2 separate regions of the Mus musculus genome follow, and region 1 is linked to region 2. A link is a loop called in an ENCODE intact Hi-C map of the cell type or tissue named here. Cell type or tissue: gastrocnemius. All regions are shown on one strand.

Evidence for each region. Hi-C counts contacts between places; a loop is a spot of excess contacts. Peaks named below come from ENCODE experiments on the same cell type or tissue, not always from the same donor. Only the 100,000 strongest peaks of a DNase experiment are listed, where the experiment ranks them.
Region 1: it touches region 2 in a loop (5-fold over the local background); 6 of 42 quality-filtered maps call a loop at or near these places.

What each region holds. Positions count from the first base shown.
Region 1 is chr13:100,831,888-100,835,887 of GRCm38, forward strand. It overlaps Slc30a5 (solute carrier family 30 (zinc transporter), member 5), which reads right to left and starts at 1,540. Exons shown (of 16, transcript NM_022885.2): 1 at 1,214-1,540. The coding sequence starts at 1,290. In gastrocnemius, a CTCF peak has its summit at 1,705; a DNase peak (open chromatin) is centred at 1,597; H3K4me3 peaks cover 1,995 bases; H3K27ac peaks cover 1,847 bases.
Region 2 is chr13:100,490,968-100,494,967 of GRCm38, forward strand. It overlaps Gtf2h2 (general transcription factor II H, polypeptide 2), which reads right to left and starts at 1,642. Exons shown (of 16, transcript NM_022011.4): 1 at 1,490-1,642. In gastrocnemius, CTCF peaks have their summits at 1,706 (motif pointing right) and 3,607 (motif pointing left); DNase peaks (open chromatin) are centred at 1,643 and 2,046; H3K4me3 peaks cover 1,512 bases; H3K27ac peaks cover 866 bases.

The sequences.
Region 1 (4,000 bases), 340 kb after region 2:
GATCCAGTGCTCGAGCATACAGAAAACTCTGGAAACCTGAAATCCCTTGAAATTCAGCCAGCTCTGAGTCAAAATTTGAATTCTGTAATAACCTACGATAGAAGGGCAACTCTGCCAAGCAAATAATACAGGTAAGTTGGCAAAGGATGTTTACCACGTTTAAACTATTTATACTCTCACTCTCCCCCCCCCCCCATCCTTGAACTGTTTGAGAGTAAATGAAGTATATCACATTTTACCCTTGTATTTCCTAAAAATATGGCAACTCTGCTATGAAATCTGGAGTTATCAACAGGAAATTTAACAAAGATCTGATACTTTAATCTGTCTCCATAGTCCAATTTTGTGACCTGACCTAGTCTTGTCCCTTCTATTACTTCCCTTTATTACCAAACCATAGCACTAGCCCCTTCTGCATCTAGCTGTTTTATGGTCACTGGTTGACACGTGACATGCTATAAATGAATTGCTGAAAATAGACAGAAAACCAAATGCATTCTGCAAATCCCGCAGTTGGTTTAAATTCTACTCGGCATATGGGTTCCACCCCCACCCCCCCAGACAAAAGTTAGCTGGTATCGCTGTAACCACGGTCTAAGAACCTTTTCAAAAACAATCACGAAATCTCATCGTACATACTGCTAACCAGTTTGAACGAAATTGTTGGGCTTTATTTAACACCACCTCAGAACTTAGGACAGGACCTAAGGGCACAACTGGCTAGAGGCTTTAGGAAAAGGAAAATAATTTAGGCTGGAGGAAAAGTAAAGAATTTCCACGCTACGAATCCCCGTACGGCATGAGTTTTGGGGGAGAGGGGGAACGTACATTTCGTACTATTAGAATAAGCCCCCACCTCTCCCCACAAAACCACGGCAACGAAAACTCGATGACAGGGTTGCATTTTTGCTGTGCTGTATACCCAAGTTCATCGGCTTGTACTTTGGTTTCTTCGCCTGAGACGGTGACACCTTGCGCATATCCTCTGGGCGAGCCGTGGGACAGGCTACGGAGCCCTGCGTTACTTAAGTGGCAGGGAGGGACATTCAGATCCTCTCTCTCTAGGGACTGGAACCTGGCAGGCAGTGCGTCCCGAGCCCAGACTCCCGCCCGCTCGCCGATCTCAAGCCACGGACCGCAGAGGTAGCCCGCGGGGTCCGAGCAAGGCGGGAAGCTTGTCCGCACCGCCGGCGGCCGTGGAATCCCACCTTACCGGGCGCTGGGCACGTCCACCGGCCCGAGGCCACCGCCGGGCCCGGGCCGCGCGTCCCCGCCGTACTTCTCCTCCATGCAGGCTCAGGAGCCGCTGCCCGCGCCGCGGGCTCTCCTCATGGCTCGCCGCCGCTGCGGAAGCGCGGGCGCAGGCGCGTCACTCCCCCATGTCAGCAGCGTCCTCGCAAGCTCGGCAGTCTCCGCCGCTAGCCCGGGCTCGGCAAGCAGGCACACGCACGCTGGGCGGGACTAGGCCGCGGGCTGTTCCGGCAGCGCCGTTCCCCGGAGGCCGTACGGGCAGGAACGTTACCGGGCCACGTCATCCGCCCCGGCAGCCCTCACTCCCGGGGGAGTGACCAATCCTGCGCCTGCGCGCTGGTGGACACGTGGCTTCGCTTCACTCAGGCTCCTCCCACCGCTGGGAAGGCTCCGCTCGACCCGCCCCCTCCTCGCGTCTTCAAGAGAAGCCCCTAAGAGGTCCCTGCAGCGCCACCTAAGGTCCATCTTGGCTACAGCGTGTTCTCCTCGCTCGAGGGATGGATGGATGGTCCCCTAGAAAATGCATATTTGTGTTAACAAACAGAGCTTAGCCCTTTGCTTCAGGGTTCTTCTTTCTTAAACGGCTTCACTTTGTAGCCCAGATAGACCTAGAACTCAGCATGTAGCCCAGGCTAGCCTCATAAACCTGGATGATGAATTTCAGGCGTGAGCCACATATAGGCGTTGCTAACTCAAGTGCATTAACGGTTTTTTTTTGTTTTTTTTTTTTTTTTTTTTCTAATGAGAAAGCTAAAAGTTTTTTGAAGTGCCTGTGACTCCCACAAAGAGATTATTATTTTTGGATTTCTGATGATACGATAACGCAGAGTGGGAGGCTAAAACAATGGAGAAAGGCAACTGCTTGTGGATTTAATTGTTGGGCAGGAGTACAGGCTAACCTGCTCAAGTGTGTGAGAGGGAACACAGAAGGAAGGGGCTACAGGTGTGCTATTGTAAACAATTTTATTCCCTTTCTAAAAATATTGATTTTCTTCAATCCTGTCTTTGAAATGATATTACTTAGTGTAGACATATCTATATAAAAGCTATTTTTTTACAGGTACCTGGGTCTCTATTGGTCTGAGTCTCAATAATTGTGGACATCTTGGTCAGCATGGTGGCGCATGCTTCTAATCCCAATTATAGCCAGAGGCAGTTTGAAGCCAGCCTGGTCTACATACTGAATTCTAAGCTAGCCAGGACTACAAGGTGAGATCCTGTCTCAAAAGGAACAAGAAAAGAAATAAACAATTGTAGTCACTTGACCTATCTGTTGTTTAGTTTTCCTCCCGTTCGTCGTTTGTTGTTGTTATATAGAGGCAAGGTCTTATGTAGCCTAGGCTGGCTTCCAACTTGATATATAGCTAAGGACGGACTGGAACTCTGGTCTCCCTGCTTCTGTCTTCCAAGTGCTGGCATTATAGGCACACACCCCCTTTCCGGAAAGTAGGAATAGTAATATCTATATTATAAAGCTGTTCAGAGGGAATGTGAGTGGCATTTAGTATTACTCAGTAAGTGTTAGCTATTATTACTGAGGGAGGTTTGGACTGGTGATTTGAAGGAGAAAGTGGGGTTTCCAGAAGGACAAATCATAATTAGTTGATACTATTCTACTGAATTTGAACACACACAAAGAGTCCAAGTGACATGTATGTGAGCAAGCTAGCAAAGGCTTTACCTTTAATCTGTGGTAGAGAGTAGTTAGCAAGCTGAGAGCAAGACTCAGCTGACAGTGTAACATGTTAAAGTCTGGAGGTTTTCCAAAGAGCATCTGATAAACAGGAAAGGCTGGCAAAGAGTTTGTGAGTCATTTCATATTGATAAATTAAAAGGAGAAGAAGAAGAAGAAGAAGAAGGAGAAGAAGAAGAAGAAGAAGAAGAAGTAGTAACAGAAGCAGAAGAAGAAGTAACAGAAGCAGAAGAAGAAGTAACAGAAGCAGAAGCAGAAGAAACAAGGAACAAACCTTTTAGTTAGACTGGTGGCAAGTGCCTGTGCTCTTCCCAGCACAGGGAAAGCCTCAGGGTTTAAAAGATTGCCTGGAGAGGGGGTGGGGGGGTGGGAGGGGAGGAGAAGGGAAGGGAAGAAGAAAGAGAAAACCTTAGGGGTTGACACTCTTACTTGAGACCTCAGTAAAGGTTTTTCACGCTACACGCCGAGCCGGGAGGCAGGTACAGTCTGGAGAAGCTACAGACGCACACATTCCTGTTTGAAGCAAGTAAAAGACTGACAATACAACATAGCCTCACTGCGACTGTTTTTAGTGTGTGTGTGTGTGTGTGTGTGTGTGTGTGTGTGTGTTTCATTGGGATCTTGTTGTTTTTTAAACTCATCATGTATATGGGTTTCTTTTCTGTTGTTATAAAACACCATGGCCTAGGTGCCCTCCAGAAGAAGGGGTATTCGGTTTATGCTTCCGTAGGGTCAGGAGCCTGTCATGGCAGGAACGGTGGCAGGAAATGGAGGACGAGGAACGGTGGCAGCAGGCAGAGTGGCAGGAAATGGAGGACGAGGGCTCACGTCTTCAACTACAAGCTTGAAGCACAGAGAGCAAGCCAGAAGTCGGCTTTTTAGCCTCAAACGTCTTCCCATCCCTAGCGACATACTTCTTTCAGCAAGGTCACTCCTCCTAAACCTACCCAAGCATCACCACGAGCTGGGGACCAAGAGCTCCAGTGTATGAGCCTGTGGGGAACATTTTTAAAAATTGATTTTATGTAGAGGAGTGTCTCGCTTACGAGTGTGCAT
Region 2 (4,000 bases):
AGAGAAACTCTGTCTCGAAAACCAAAAAAGTAAAAAAATTAAAAGGATGAGCCCTTAGAAGAGGGAACAAAATACCCATGGGAGGAGTTAAAGAGACAAAGTTCGGAGCAGAGACTGAAGGAATGACCATCCAGAAACTGCCCCACCTGGGGATCCATCCCATATACAGTCACCAAACCAAGATACTATTGCAGATGCCAACAAGAGCTTGCTGACAGGAGCCTGATATAGCTGCCTCCTGAGAGGCTCTGCCAGTGCCTGCCAAATACAGAAGTGGATGCTCACAGCCATCCATTGGACAGAGCACAGGGTCCTCAATGAAGGAGCTAGAGAAAGTACCCAAGGAGCTGAAGGGGTGTGCAAGCCCCCTAGGAGGAACAACAATATGAACTAACCAGTACCCCCAGAGCTCCCAGGGACTAAACCACCAACCAAAGAGTACACATGGTGGGACTCATGGCTCTAGCTGCATAGGATGGCCTAGTTTGTCATCAATGGGAGGAGAGGCCCTTGGTCGTGTGAAGACTCTAAGCCCCAGTATAGGGGAATGTCAGGGCCAGGAAGCAGGAGTGGGTGGGTTGGTGAACAGGGGAAGGGGTAGGAAATAGGGGGTTTTCGGAGGGGAAACCAGGAAAGGGGATAACATTGGAACTGTAAATAAAAAAAAAATAATAATTTTAAAAAATAACAAAACTATGAGCCTGGCTGTGGTGGAGCACACCTTTAGTCCCAGCACTCGGAAGGCAGAAGCAGGCAGATCTCTAAAGTTCAAGGCCACCCTAGTCTACAAAGTGAGTTCCAGGACTGCCAACACTACACAGAGAAACCATCTCCAAATTAATTAATTAATTAATTAAAAATAAATAAAATTTCTGTTCAGGATGAGCAGAGTGGAATACACCTGTGATCCCAGCACACGTGTGTGCGTGTGCACACACAGTTCGCATAATATTACTTTTAAGCTTTTTAAATGTTGCTCCACCGCATCAACATTTGCTTTATATTTTACTCTTCTATTACTCTCTTAAATTCAGAGAAAATGAGAAGCAACGAGTAAACGCCGCACACTTTTTGGCTGGGTATACGGGGCCTCTTTATGATGGAGAATCCAACCGGGGAGAAGTTAGAAGTCCCCACGCCGCAGCCAGATCACCCGTTTCTTAGACTTTCCGTCATCACACCCAGCCGCCCCGGGAGATGCTCACGGTGAGCTCCTCGCGTGCACCCGCGAGCCGCAGCGCGCATGGCCACTGCGGAGGCTCTGCCTCGCCTTACCCTGCCTGGCCCGAGGTCAAGGGTGATTTACTGTCCCCCGTGTTCAGAGAGGGACAGCTCGGGGCTGCAAACTCGCTTCGGGCCACACAGACTCACGGCAAACGGCAGCCCTGCAGCGAGAACTTTCCTCAGGCGGAAGCTGCCGCGCTCCCTGCACACGCCCCCACCCCCTCCGCCCTCCAGGTCCCCCCCGAGGCCAACCCGGGCTTTGCACCTCGGTCCTCAGCTCCAGGCTTCTTCTCCTGTCCGCCTCACTCCAGCCCTCCACAGCCTCAGGACCCCGCAGGTCTCCTCGCGTAGACCCACCAGCCTCGACGAGACGACCCTCACCGGAAGTACCGGCAGTCTGAGTGCGCCGCCAAAATTCTTCCGCAGCGCGCTGGAGCCACGGGAAAAAAAAAATGTTCCGGCGGCAGAGGGCAGCTGCTGCCAGAAGAGGGAGCTAGGGAGCAAGTGGTGCCCAAGAGCGTAACTGCCTTCCAGTTCACCAATATTTCTGCTGTGGGGTGCATTTCTATAGACCAAACAGCTAAAACTACAAGTTCTGGATACGTTATACATGCGTTTAGGGAGGTTTTTTTTTGTCCGTGGGTTTTGTTTTGTTGGGTTTTGTTTAGTATCTGGATGTTTTTGCCTGCGTGCATGTCTGTGCACCATGTTCGTGCCTAGTTGGGGCAGGGGACGGAAGATGGCATCTGATCCCCTGGAACTGAAGTTACAGATGTTTGCTATCTGCCATGTGGATGATGGAAATCAAATCCGGACCCTCTGGAATAGCAACAAGTGCTCTTAACTGCATAGCCATAGCCCCACCTGCCGCCCCACCCCCACGAGCGCCAAGCATGCTCTTTAACCCAAAAATAAGAGGATTCCCCCAATAAAATAAAAATACATCTAAGCATATTTGTGAATAGAAGTAAGACACATTCGAACTTTTCCCACTCATAACTTTGGCTCTGTAAAATAGTCTTAGAAACTAAGACTGAGCTAGGAAGACGAAGGGCACCATTCTCTGACTTTTTTTTTTAAAAAACAATTTTCCTGCTAAGTCACTCACTCTCTTCTGTAGTTCTCTTGAACACAAGGAATGGCAAGACTGATCTGTAAACATCCTTATGACGTGGAACCGAGACTACTCCCAAGCAAAGAGCAAGCCTGGCAGGACAGATCACCTCCCACATGAGGGCAACTACGTATGGTGGGGAGGCTGAAAGCTGGCGCTGGGGTAACTACCTCGCCATAAACAGTCTGCCTCGGAGTAATGACATCACTAGCAAGGTCTCCAGAAACCCTTGCGAAACAAGGCCTTTGTTGGCATAAGTGATCAGACCCATGCCTTGACCAGATCACCTGACCAGACCACAGGCTCTGTCATCTATGCACACCACAAGCCCCTCCCATTTCCCTTTTCTATAAAATGTCAAAGTTCATCTCAGCCCCTCGAAGACAGACTTGGTATATGCAAACCCCTTTATCTGTTTTTCTCATCATGGCCACCTTAATAAAACCCTTTTCTCTGTCATTCATCATTACGTGTCTCTTTGGCAAACTGAGACGCGTGGCCAGACAAGTCTGCTAGGACTGCTGGAACAGGGGGTTTTTATTAAAACTTTGTTAACAGGGTACCAAAGCAAAACAAAATGTGCACAGAAATCATGGTAGTCTCAGTATAACTATGACTAATATTCCAATCACATATAAAGTAACAATAAAATTATCTTACCTAGTGAAATACCTTTTCAAGCTGTGAAACTAAGAACAACCGTAAAGAAAGAATTGAATAAAACCTGGGTGTGGTGGTACATACCGATTATACCAGAACTAGGGAGATTGAAGCAGGATTACAAGCCCAAGACTGGCCTGGGCTGTATTATAAGACCTCGTGTAAGTCCCTCTCTATTCCTCTCTCTTTCCCTCTCCCTCCCTGAGTGTGGTGTGTGTGTGTCCATAGCTGGCTGGCACAATGAAGTTAGAAAATCTGGGAACAGCTTGGGTAGTGTAACTGAAATACAAAAAGCGTTTAATTTGAAAGGCTGCAAGAAAGTGAGCCTTAACAACCCAATACTTTTTTGTTTTGTTTTTTGTTTGGTGTACACGGGGTTTCTTTGTGTAGTCCTGGCAATCCTAGAACTAGCTCTGTAAATTAGACTGGCCTTGAACTCACAGAGATTTGCCAACCTTAGCCTCTGTTAGGGTTAAAAAAGATTTAATTAGGGCTGGTGAGATAGCTCCGTGATTAAAAGCACTGGCTGCTCTTCCAGAGATCCTGAGTTCAATTCCCAGCAACCACATGGTGGCTCACAACCATCTGTAGTGGGATCGGACGCCCTCTTCAGGCAGGCGGATGTATATGCAGCAGAGCACACAGACATTAAATAAAAATTTTAAAAAAGACCTAGTTAAGCAGGTGGTGTGGTGGCGTGTGCCTTTAATCCCACCACTCGGGAGGCAGAGGCAGGCGGGTTTCTGAGTTCGAGGCCAGCCTGGTCTACAAAGTGAGTTCCAGGACAGCCAGGGCTACACAGAGAAACCCTGTCTCGAAAAAAAAAAAATTAGTTATGCATACTCTATCTGCATGTACACCTGCATGCCAGAAGAGAGCATTAGATCCCATTATGGATCCACCATGTGGTTGCTGGGAATTAAACTCAGGACTTCTGGAAGAGCAGCCAGAGTTCTTAACCACTGAGTCACCTCTTCCGCCCTCATCCAAATGCCTCTAAGT